Regions from separate parts of the Homo sapiens genome. Here region 2 is linked to region 1. The links are chromatin loops, found by intact Hi-C in ENCODE. Cell type or tissue: PC-9. All regions are shown on one strand. Region 1 overlaps ST3GAL3 (ST3 beta-galactoside alpha-2,3-sialyltransferase 3). Region 2 overlaps PTPRF (protein tyrosine phosphatase receptor type F).

What was found. A loop is a pair of places that touch in the nucleus more often than their neighbours do. Peaks named below come from ENCODE experiments on the same cell type or tissue, not always from the same donor. Only the 100,000 strongest peaks of a DNase experiment are listed, where the experiment ranks them.
Region 2: it touches region 1 in a loop (3-fold over the local background); 2 of 110 quality-filtered maps call a loop at or near these places.

The regions. Positions count from the first base shown.
Region 1 is chr1:43,832,186-43,837,185 of GRCh38, forward strand. All of the region lies in intron 4 of ST3GAL3 (ST3 beta-galactoside alpha-2,3-sialyltransferase 3), which reads left to right. Among named protein-coding and RNA genes, the nearest start is that of MIR6079, 3.9 kb to the right of the region's middle. RefSeq lists enhancers at 1,982-2,749, 2,750-3,517. In PC-9, no CTCF peak of the experiment used is centred here; DNase peaks (open chromatin) are centred at 296, 2,256, 3,116 and 4,496; H3K4me3 peaks cover 1,249 bases; H3K27ac peaks cover 4,722 bases.
Region 2 is chr1:43,552,576-43,557,575 of GRCh38, forward strand. It overlaps PTPRF (protein tyrosine phosphatase receptor type F), which reads left to right. Exons shown (of 34, transcript NM_002840.5): 4 at 917-1,062; 5 at 1,225-1,366. Among named protein-coding and RNA genes, the nearest start is that of PTPRF, 24 kb to the left of the region's middle. RefSeq lists an enhancer at 4,623-5,000. In PC-9, a CTCF peak has its summit at 2,034; a DNase peak (open chromatin) is centred at 4,436; H3K27ac peaks cover 2,042 bases.

The DNA.
Region 1 (5,000 bases):
GAAATAAATTACAAGGCTCTGGAGACAAATGTAACCTGGAGTTAATGTCAGCTCCACAATCACTGATCAAATAGGAAGGTGGCCTGGTTTGATGAAAAGGTATTGCAGTGCCTAGCAGCAAGAGCAGAAAGGCAGGGCCTCCGGAGCTGAGAAATACCACAAGTTTCAGATGGCTCAGATCAAGCAGTCCCTTTTTTCTTAAAGTGATAGAAGACATTTGACAGTGCTTCAGCATTTGTCGTAGATGGCTGTACACGTATCATGATGGCAAAAGCTGTAGAGAAACCTGAGTCTACATTGGAAGCCACAAAGAGCAAAGAGTCAGTGATGTCTAGGGTAGAATGGATTGGCACAGCCCACATGTGGGTAGATGATGAAACTGGTGACAATGCAAGCAAGACCCAGCAGACCTTGGAGTAACAGGTCAGACAGGTGGCAGTCAGAGGAGACAGAAGTTGTCCTTAAGGAGAAACATTTCCATCTTGGGGCTTGAGAGGATCTATGGCAGTAAAGGCTATTTCAAAAAAAAAATTAAAGTGAAAATATTTAATGACAGAATAGGATTACTCAAGCTAGGCGAAGCTGCTTCTGCCATTTCCCTCCTCATGTCATTATCCCAGAAACAACTCTCTAGTACTTGGAGAAAGGCATCCTCATGAGGAAGGTAGAAGATGGAATTGAAGAATTCCCTCCTCTGTGGATGGAAAGAGCTCTGTGTAGAGAGGCTCATCTGCACGCTCATGCATGTCCCCCTAGCATGGTAACACTGGCTTTGATTAAGCTGCTGGGTTGTTAGGCAGTGTGCTAAGTGCTGCCTACATGGTCTTCTTTTCTCATAAGGAATGCTTTAAACTAAATTAGCACATGAAACGAGGGAGCAGGCATGGTAGGGGCTGATCTGAGTCCAGTCCTCTCTGAGATGGTTCTAGAAACTAGACTGATGGTTACACAATGTCCATCACTGATCTGTAGAGTCCTCAGGAATCACTGTCAATGACTCTTCCCCAGTTTCCCTGGCCATCACCCCACTTCCCCCTTACACTTCCTGTTGATTAACCTTCCAAGGCAAGGTAACCAACTGATTTCAGTCCAGCATTTTATTGGGTACTTGTATATTCTGTGCCATACATGCTTTGCTAAAATGATCATATTCTATGAGAGAAAGATATTTAAATGGACAATTACTCTTCAGTGTAATGGAGTGTAATGCTAGGCCTTAACTATGTCCTAGTCATCATTGTATCCTTAATCCCAGGCCAGTTAGTTAGCATGTACTGAGCACCAGCGAGGGGCCAGACACCGTACTCAGTGCCAGCCCTTCTTTCTCAGCATAACTCTTAACAAAAAAATTTTATAAAGTAAGTACTAGTATAATCCCACTTTTAAAGATGTGCAAATTAAGGGCACAAAACAATTTAAAAGACATGCCCCAAATCACACAGCTATTAAGAGAGCCAGGATAAAAATCCAAGCAGAGTGACTCTATTGTCTCTAAATATTTGTTGCCTGTGGAAATGAGAGGCAGAAAGGGGAAGGCGGTAGGAGAATGGGGGAACAAGTGAGCAAGTGAAGATGAAGGTCTGCCCTAGGTGGCGCAGGTCCACAGGGGGATGGGTTCTACCTGAGAAGGGAAGTATCATGGAAAGTTCGCAAGGGAAGTGGTGCTTAGAAAATAGGCATCCCTGGCCAAGGCGGGCTAAGGGAGCAGAGCTAAGGCCAGCCCTTCCAGTTTTGCGCTAGATCCTTTCCCCCTCCGCCTTCTCACAGGCATTCTCCCCCAACCTGGCCAACATGGTGAAACCTTGTCTCTACTAAAAATGCAAAAATTAGCCGGGCGCGGTGGCAGGCGCCTGTAACCTCAGCTTCTCGGGAGGCTGAGGCAGGAGAATCACTTGGACCTCGGAGGTGGAGGTTGCAGTGAGCCGAGATCATGCCACCACACTCCAGCCTGGGCAACAGAGTGAGACCCCGTCTCAGAAAACAAACACAACAAAAAGAAACATTCTCCCTACAACTGTCCTATCTCTACTGCATTGTGAGTTTTTCTTTTATTCTAACCAGCTTGTAAACTTGGGGAAATATTTCCTAACCTCAAAAAACACTTTACCCTGCTTCCCCGCTCCGGCTATTGCCCCATTTCTTTGTTCCTTTGTAGCAGAACTCCTAAAAATAGTCTGTGTTTCATGACTTCAGTTTGTCTCTTCCTGTTTTCTCTTAAACCCAGTGAAACGAGTTTCACCTCCACATTCCAGTGGAATGGCTGTTGTTGAGGTTGGTGGTGACCTCCCTGTTGCCGAATCCAGCATTTAGTCCTGTGGCCACACCTTACTGGACCTCCACAGTGTGTGACGCAGTTGGTCTCTGCGTCCTTCCTAAGACACTTCGTTGACCACAGCCTCACACTCTCCTGCTCTTTCAGCCTCCTGCAGTGCTACTCCTCATCTCCCAAATGCTGATCCTTCAGACACACGTCAGCCAGGGCACCCTCCCACTAGATATCATGTGGTGACTCTCCCTGTGGTTGGATCTGAACCCGAGCCAGGCGCTTATGGCAGCCACGCGTGTCACACAGCATGTGTGTCCCCTCCAAATGTGCTCCCTCACCACATCCTGATGCGATTCTTGGAATTACATGGTTTCCACTGCACATGGGGAAGTTGAAAATCAGATTTTCCATCACTTGCTTGTCAGTGTCCTCTGTGACAGTTTCTGATTCCAGATCTGATGCTTTTTCCATTTATGACCCATTGCTTGGCCTGATTCCTTAAACTCAGTCCTTCTGAGTGAAGCAGGAGAGTGGAAGCGTCTGGTTCCTTCTTTGGGGCTCCAGCCTGTCCATCTGGATTTCCTCTTGTGAGTGCAGTGGTAACACTCTTCACCCCAGGGGCTTGGTAGTCACGTTTGCAGGACAATGGGTGCTCTTACTGGGTTTAATGCTAAATCTCCCAAAATGAAAGGCCAGCTGCAGAGTAGGAGAAGAACAAGGGCTGAGTGATTTGATCAGACATCTGTGGGGGCCTGCTGGCATTTGGAGTGTGAGTGCCTTAGAGAGACTGACTATTCTGGCCCCAGGGAGTTGGCGACCGTTAATCTTGGTGGTTTTGACCGCTAACTGCCCCAGAGGTCCCAGCCTGCTGGATGACTCAGAATCCCCAACACTCCCCCTATTCTTCTCTCACTGGGATAGTCAGGAGGCCATTTCTAAGGCATTTTAATTTGGTAATAACTTGACATGACCCACTGTACCCAGAGTTGTACGTTTTAGGAGTTACTGTCGCTTTCTAAATGAGGGGTTGATTTGGAGCCCATCATCCTTGATATTGGACTGCCTTCCACTGCCATGGAGAGAGCAGTATCTCCTGCCTTGCCTGCTGGGCTCCAGCTCCCTCTCCATTGTAGATGACGTGATCCTGTGCCCCCTGGACTGTCCCACAGCCCTTATTCTTTAAGTACCTTGCCAAAAGTTGATGGGGTAAACTAGAGAGAAAAGAGGTGGCCAAAGGTCTGTCTGTTGTTCATTTATTTCTGCACTGCACTGTGTTAAGAAGGGCACCTGCTGTCCATCTTTCTGCTGTTTATGAAACTTTCTGGAATTCAGAAAGACCACAGGAACTCACAGCACAAGGCAGGCAAGCAGATGGTGGGGACTGGGGACAGGACATGAAGAGACTCAAAATGCCTTACTGCCGCAGACCAAAGCTGTGTGAGGCCTTCTGGACTGTCTTCTCCACCCCGTGTCTGACTGTGTTGACCACTCCTGTGCTGTCCTGTGCCTTCCTCCGTGACCGTGTTGGTGGCAGTGCCCTGTTAAGAGTTCCTCCACTGGTGTTAGAGACCTTGGGTTCTAATCCAGTGTCTACCACTTGTATGATCTTGGATTAGTCTCTTCATCTTTCTAGGCCTTGTGTGTAAATTAATTCATAGCACCAACTCACAGAGTTGTTGAGAGAGCTAACTGAAAACATCTAGAACGTTTTTGTCACTGTGCCTAGTCAAAAAGCTTCTAGTCAGTTCTGTAATTGCACTGAGGTTTATATTTCATTTCAAAAATACAGTTGTTTACATAAGAAAATATTGTTTTTCTCTTGTTAGACTTTTGGCTTTCTTTTGCCTACCAAATAAAGTCCCAACTCCTTGGCTTGTCACTCAGCCTTCAGATTTGCATTTCAGGCTTTGAATTTCCGTGGTGGGGGATGCTTGAAAATGTAGATTTCTAAAAGAAATTGTGCATTGATCAGATGAGTTTGTGTTCAATGAGCAGTTACTCTGTGTAAGGCTCTGGGCTAGGCCCGAGGGGTCTGTGGTGAATCAGACATGACACACACTAGGCAGTGGCATCATCATTTCTGGTACCACCACCCCACACCCACCCAGTCCAGACCCTGCAGAAGGCAGCCTGGAGGGTAGGCTTGCCACAGGGCCCCAGCACAGTAGAGCAGCTGGGCACCAGAGTTTTGGCAGCAGGCCCAAGGGTGGGGGTGGAGGAGGTGGGGACTCAGAACTGGCAGCCAGCCAGGGCTCACTCAGGTGCCCCAGCATGCAGGGCCTCCAGCCCCGGCAGTCACGGAGCCCATTCACTGACTATATCCTGTTCTTTGGCTGTGATCTTCTCTAGACTGCATAGTGCAGAGATTTTGGTGGCAGGGCAGTGACTCCAGACCCACATTGAACGCATAAGACGTTGAAACCCAAAGATGTGAGGTGGCATGATTATGGTCACACAGCAACAGGCCAGGATTAGAACACAAGTCTTCTGAAAAATATGTAGCAGTCTCAGCCTTGTGGGTTCCTTGAGATTGCCTTGTCTGCCGTGAGACTGTCAGGGTCATTTTGTTCCTTAAGAAAGTTTTAGGGGTCTTCTTTGTGCCCATTTATGCAAGGCACTGGAGAGGGTAGGCAGGGTTAAATCAGCCTCTGACCTTAGGAATTTACAGTGTATCAAGGGAGACATACTACCAAAAATTACAATACAGAATAGCAAGTGCTGGGGGTAAGTATAT
Region 2 (5,000 bases), 280 kb before region 1:
GCACTAGCCCTTTTTGGAGCTGTTCATTGGTCTGATTAATAGGAAATGGATCAGCTGTCAAGATTAACGAGCTATTGCTACAAGATTGTAGCAAATGGGTTGGGCTTCTCTGGGTTCATGACCCTAGGTGGTTGAATTCTTAGGGATAGGGGCTGTGGACTGGCCCTGGTATGTGTACTGAGGTGATGAGGGTGTGGCAGTGCCATGTCTGAGCCCCTACCTTTCTTCTCCTCCCTCTGCCTCCCTGTGGACACCTTGAGGAGACTGTCAGAAGGCAATAACTAAGTCGGGGGGGAGGGATGGGAGAGGCAGATTTACAGGAAAGCATTCACCTGGGAAGATATCCAGAGAGACTTAGGAACTGGACTGTCTAGGCCTTTGGGACTGCTGCTGGTATGTGGGGGCTGGGAGAGAGGGAGGAGTCTCGGTTCCTGGCCGGAGCCCCGGGGTGGATGGTGGTGCCATCACTGAGATGGAGAGCAGGGGGAGGGACAACTCTCAGGGAGAGCTGGAGCTCTTCCCAGCAGCTCTCCAGCACGCCTTTTTCCTGGAGCTTGGAATTGATGTGGGGCGGGCAACAGAAGGGTGCAGTGGTAGTGTGAACTCCAGACTTGGAACACCTGGGTTCAGATCTTAGCTCTACCACTTACCAGCTGTGTCATATGGGACAAATCCCTTAACCTCTCTGGGCCTCTAGAAACAGATACAGTTATAGCACTCACCTCATATGCTTAACAGAGTTAAAAAATGTTAAACTCTCTGAACAGTGCCTGGCACATACTAAGCGCTACATAAAGGTGAGGTGTCCTTGTTTTCTTTGTAGGTCTTTCTCTCTGCCCCCATGACTGCCACCTTCCTCACTGGCCATTCCTATAGTGACTGTGCTGTGGTGACTTGGTGTCTCCATCTCTTCCAGGCAAACCTGTCTTCATTAAAGTCCCTGAGGACCAGACTGGGCTGTCAGGAGGGGTAGCCTCCTTCGTGTGCCAAGCTACAGGAGAACCCAAGCCGCGCATCACATGGATGAAGAAGGGGAAGAAAGTCAGCTCCCAGCGCTTCGAGGTGCGTCTGTGGTGGGAAGGGGTCGGCAGGGCTCAGGGTCTGCCCACACTCTCTCCTTTCAGTGTCCCTCCTCATGGACCTTTTGGAGGTGGGAGGACAACTGACCCTGAGCAGGCTCCTGTGTCCTGAGTAGGCTGTGACCCCATGTCTGTCCTCTGACAGGTCATTGAGTTTGATGATGGGGCAGGGTCAGTGCTTCGGATCCAGCCATTGCGGGTGCAGCGAGATGAAGCCATCTATGAGTGTACAGCTACTAACAGCCTGGGTGAGATCAACACTAGTGCCAAGCTCTCAGTGCTCGAAGGTACGTGCTAGGGAGACGTGGCACGGTGGGCTGCCGGGCTGAGGCGTGGGAAGAGCCAGCCAGCCCTGATCCTGTCCTGGGCCCATGTGCATTTGGCAGAAAGGAGGACTGGCCACCTCGGGGTCAGTGAAAGTCAGTGGTGGACAGGGATAGTCATTGGATCTGGCCTGGATTGTGCGGCTTATGCTGAGGCCAGCCATGTGGGGCATGATGCCTTTGTATTCTCCTGCTGAGCCGGGTCGTTGGTTGGGTGGGGTCTGGGGTCTGACTTGAGGTGTGGAGCTGCAGCTGTGTATCCCTTGGGTTACGTGGTTATGGCTGTGGCTGTTTGGCAGTGAACCGGATTTCCATGTGGAGCCTGGCCGTAGGTGTCAGGCAGGTGTGTTCCTTGTTGCCCCTGTGAGCTGAGGGCTGGGGCTCTGTCCGTGGATTTTAGTGTCTTCTCTCACTTGGTGGCTTCTCCATTCATTCACAAACACTCCCTGGACCACCTTGAAGTCCTCTGAGCACCGAGGAGGAGGAAGCTGTGTCTAAGCCAAGTCTTGAGGACAGGTGGGAGTTGGGGGTGGCAGTTGGCAGCTAGGCAGGTGCCCAGGCCCAGAAGCAAGAGAGGATGGAGCTTTCAGAGAGCTCTGAGTAGTTCAATTTGGGTTTTCTGGAGGGCAGAGGGGGAGCTAGAGAGCACAGGAAGAAGGAGAAAGCAATTCAGCATGAGTCTGGAGAGGTTTGGAGGGCAGATTACACAGGATCTGGCTGAGAAATGAACACTCTCCTAGGGACATAGGAAGCCACAAACAAGGCGGGGGTGACATGATCAGACCCCAGCCACAACTGATTCATCAGTCTGAATGTGTTTATGTTTTCAAAATATAGCATCGATTGTTGCTTGCTTTTTTTTCTTTTCTTTCTTTCTTTCTTTTTTTTTTTTTGAGATGCAGTCTCACTCTTGTTGCCCAGGCTGGAGTGCAATGGTGTGATCTCAGCTCACTGCAACCTCTGCCTCCCGGGTTCAAGCGATTCTCCTGCCCGGCCTCCCAAGTAGCTGGGATTACAGGCATGCGCCACCATGCCTGGCTAATTTTGTATTATTAGTAGAGATGGAGTTTTACCATGTTGGTCAGGCTGGTCTCAAACTCCTGACCTCAGGTGATCCGCCTGCCTCAGCCTCCCAAACTGCTGGGATTACAGGTGTGAGCCACCGCACCCGGGCCGATTGTTGCTTTCTTTTTAAGAATGTGATGTCGATACCTGTTCCTTTTTGAAAAATTGGAAAGTATAGAATAGCACAGAGGAAAAAATTAAAATGTCTCAGTTTACCTCTAGTAATAACATTTGGTTACTTACTCGTGGCCCATTTTCTGTGCATACATATATATGTGTGTGTGTGAACAGAAATGGGACCACATACTGTCCGATGATTTGTAGACTGCTTTAAAAACAAACAAAAAAAAATATGGCTAACATCTTCCTTGCCACTAAATATTCTTCTGTATCATTATTCTTTTTTTTTTTTTTTTTTTTTGAGACGGAGTCTAGCTCTGTCACCCAGCCTGGAGTCCCGTGGTGCCATCTTGGCTCACTGCAGCCTCTGCCTCCTGGGTTCAAGCGATTCTCCTGGCTCAGCCTCCCGAGTAGCTGGGACTACAGGTGCGCACCACCACTCGTGACTAATTTTTGTATTTTTAGTAAAGACGGGGTTTCACCATATTGAACAGGCTGGTCTGGAACTCCTGACCTCGTGATCCGCCCACCTTGGCCTCCCAAAGTGCTGGGATTACAGGCGTGAGCCACCACGTCCAGCCTGTATCATTATCCTTAATGGCTATGGGTAAGCTGTCACATGCAAGTACCCTAATTTATTTAGCCATTCCCTTATTGTTGGACACATATGTTCTCAGTTTTTTCGTTTCTATAAATAAGGTGCCATACACGTCGTTGCAGATGGATGTGTTCACCTTCCTGATTATTCCCTTATTCTAGGTTCATGGAAGTGGAATTGCTGAGTCAAAGGGCACATGCATTTTTAAGCCTTTTGATATTTCCAGAAGATTGTGTCAATTCATACTCCTGCCAAGCAGGGCAGAAGAGGGCCTCTTTCCTGCACATCTTCCCCACTGTTGGGAAATATCTTCAAAAAAATATTTTTTGCCAAGTTAATAGGCAAAAAATGGCATCTCAATTTAATTTGCATTTCTTTGATTACAAGAACAGCTGCACATGTTTTCACATTGGCCATTTTTACGCTGTGGCTTTATCTGTTCACACACACATCTCCATTCAGTTACTCTTTTTGTTGTTGTTGTTGTTGTTTGGTTTTGGGGGGTTTTTTAGTTTTGTTTGAGACAGAGTCTCACTCTGTTGCCAGGCTGGAGTGCAGTGGTGAGATCTCGGCTCACTGCAACCTCCACCTCCCGAGTTCAAGTGATTGTCCTGCCTCAGCCTCCCAAGTAGCTGGGACTACTGGCAGGTGCCACCACGCCCAGCTAATGTTTGTATTTTTAGTAGAGACGGGGTTTCACCATGTTGGCCAGGCTGGTCTCGAACTCCTGACCTCGCCCGCCTTGGCCTCCCAAAGTGCTGGGATTACAGGCCTGAGGCACTGCGTCCAGTGTCGGTTACTGTTTTGCATCTGTGTCTTGTATGAGTCCGTGGGCTCTACAAGCTTAGAGGAGCCATAGAGGACAGTGGTTAAGACTCTGGACCACTCACTTCTCGTGTGTCTTTGGGTTAGTAACTATGCCTCTGACCCTCATTTGCTCCATCTGTAAATGGATATAATGCCTACCACCCAAGCTGGTTTGGAAGATTGAATGCTGTGTATGAAGCGCTTCCCAGGAGTGTGGTGGTGGTTGCTGTGGGGCTGGAAGCTGTACATCTTGAGGCCTCACCACGTGAGCTGAAGGTGGTTGGCCTCCGTGCTGCGTGGCATCATCCGGGTGATGCAGCTCCACTGCCTGCTCCCACGGGGGGACATACCTGTGCAATAGGAACTCAGAGAACAGGCCCTGGGCCAGCATCACTGATTGCTGAGTGTTCTCAGGCTCCTCCCTGCCACTTCTGACCTGTTTCCCCACTCGTGACCTGGGGGCAAGTATTTCAATGCTGCCCAGTCCTCCTATTGGCAGCTGTCCTAGCAGGGAGCCATCTGCCCTGCCCTGGCATTTGGGAGGTGGCTGAAGGACCAGAGGCCCCAGAGGGCTTCTTTTCAGGCTCTCAGATTGGGGAACAGGGCCTCCTTGTTAGTATTGAAAGAGGAGTCCTTCAAAAGCGCCTAAGCCCCAGGTCCTGGGTCAGGAGCCCTCTTACCTCTGCCACTGCCCTGGGCAGCCTTACCTTTCAAAGGGTTGAGGAGGATGGAGGTGGTCTTTCAGGCCTGGGGTGAGGAGGACGGACTTCAGACTGACAGGAGGGGCTGGGTGTGGTGGCTCACGCCTGTAATCCCAGCACTTTGGGAGGCAGAGGCCTGCACATCACTTGAGGTCAGGAGTTCGAGACCAGCCTGGCCAACATGGCAAAACCCCATCTCTACCAAAAAATACAAAATTAACTGGGCGTGGTGGCGCACGCCTGTAGTCCCAGCTACTTGGGAGGCTGAGGCAGGAGAATTGCTTGAACCCAGGAGGAGGAGGTTGCA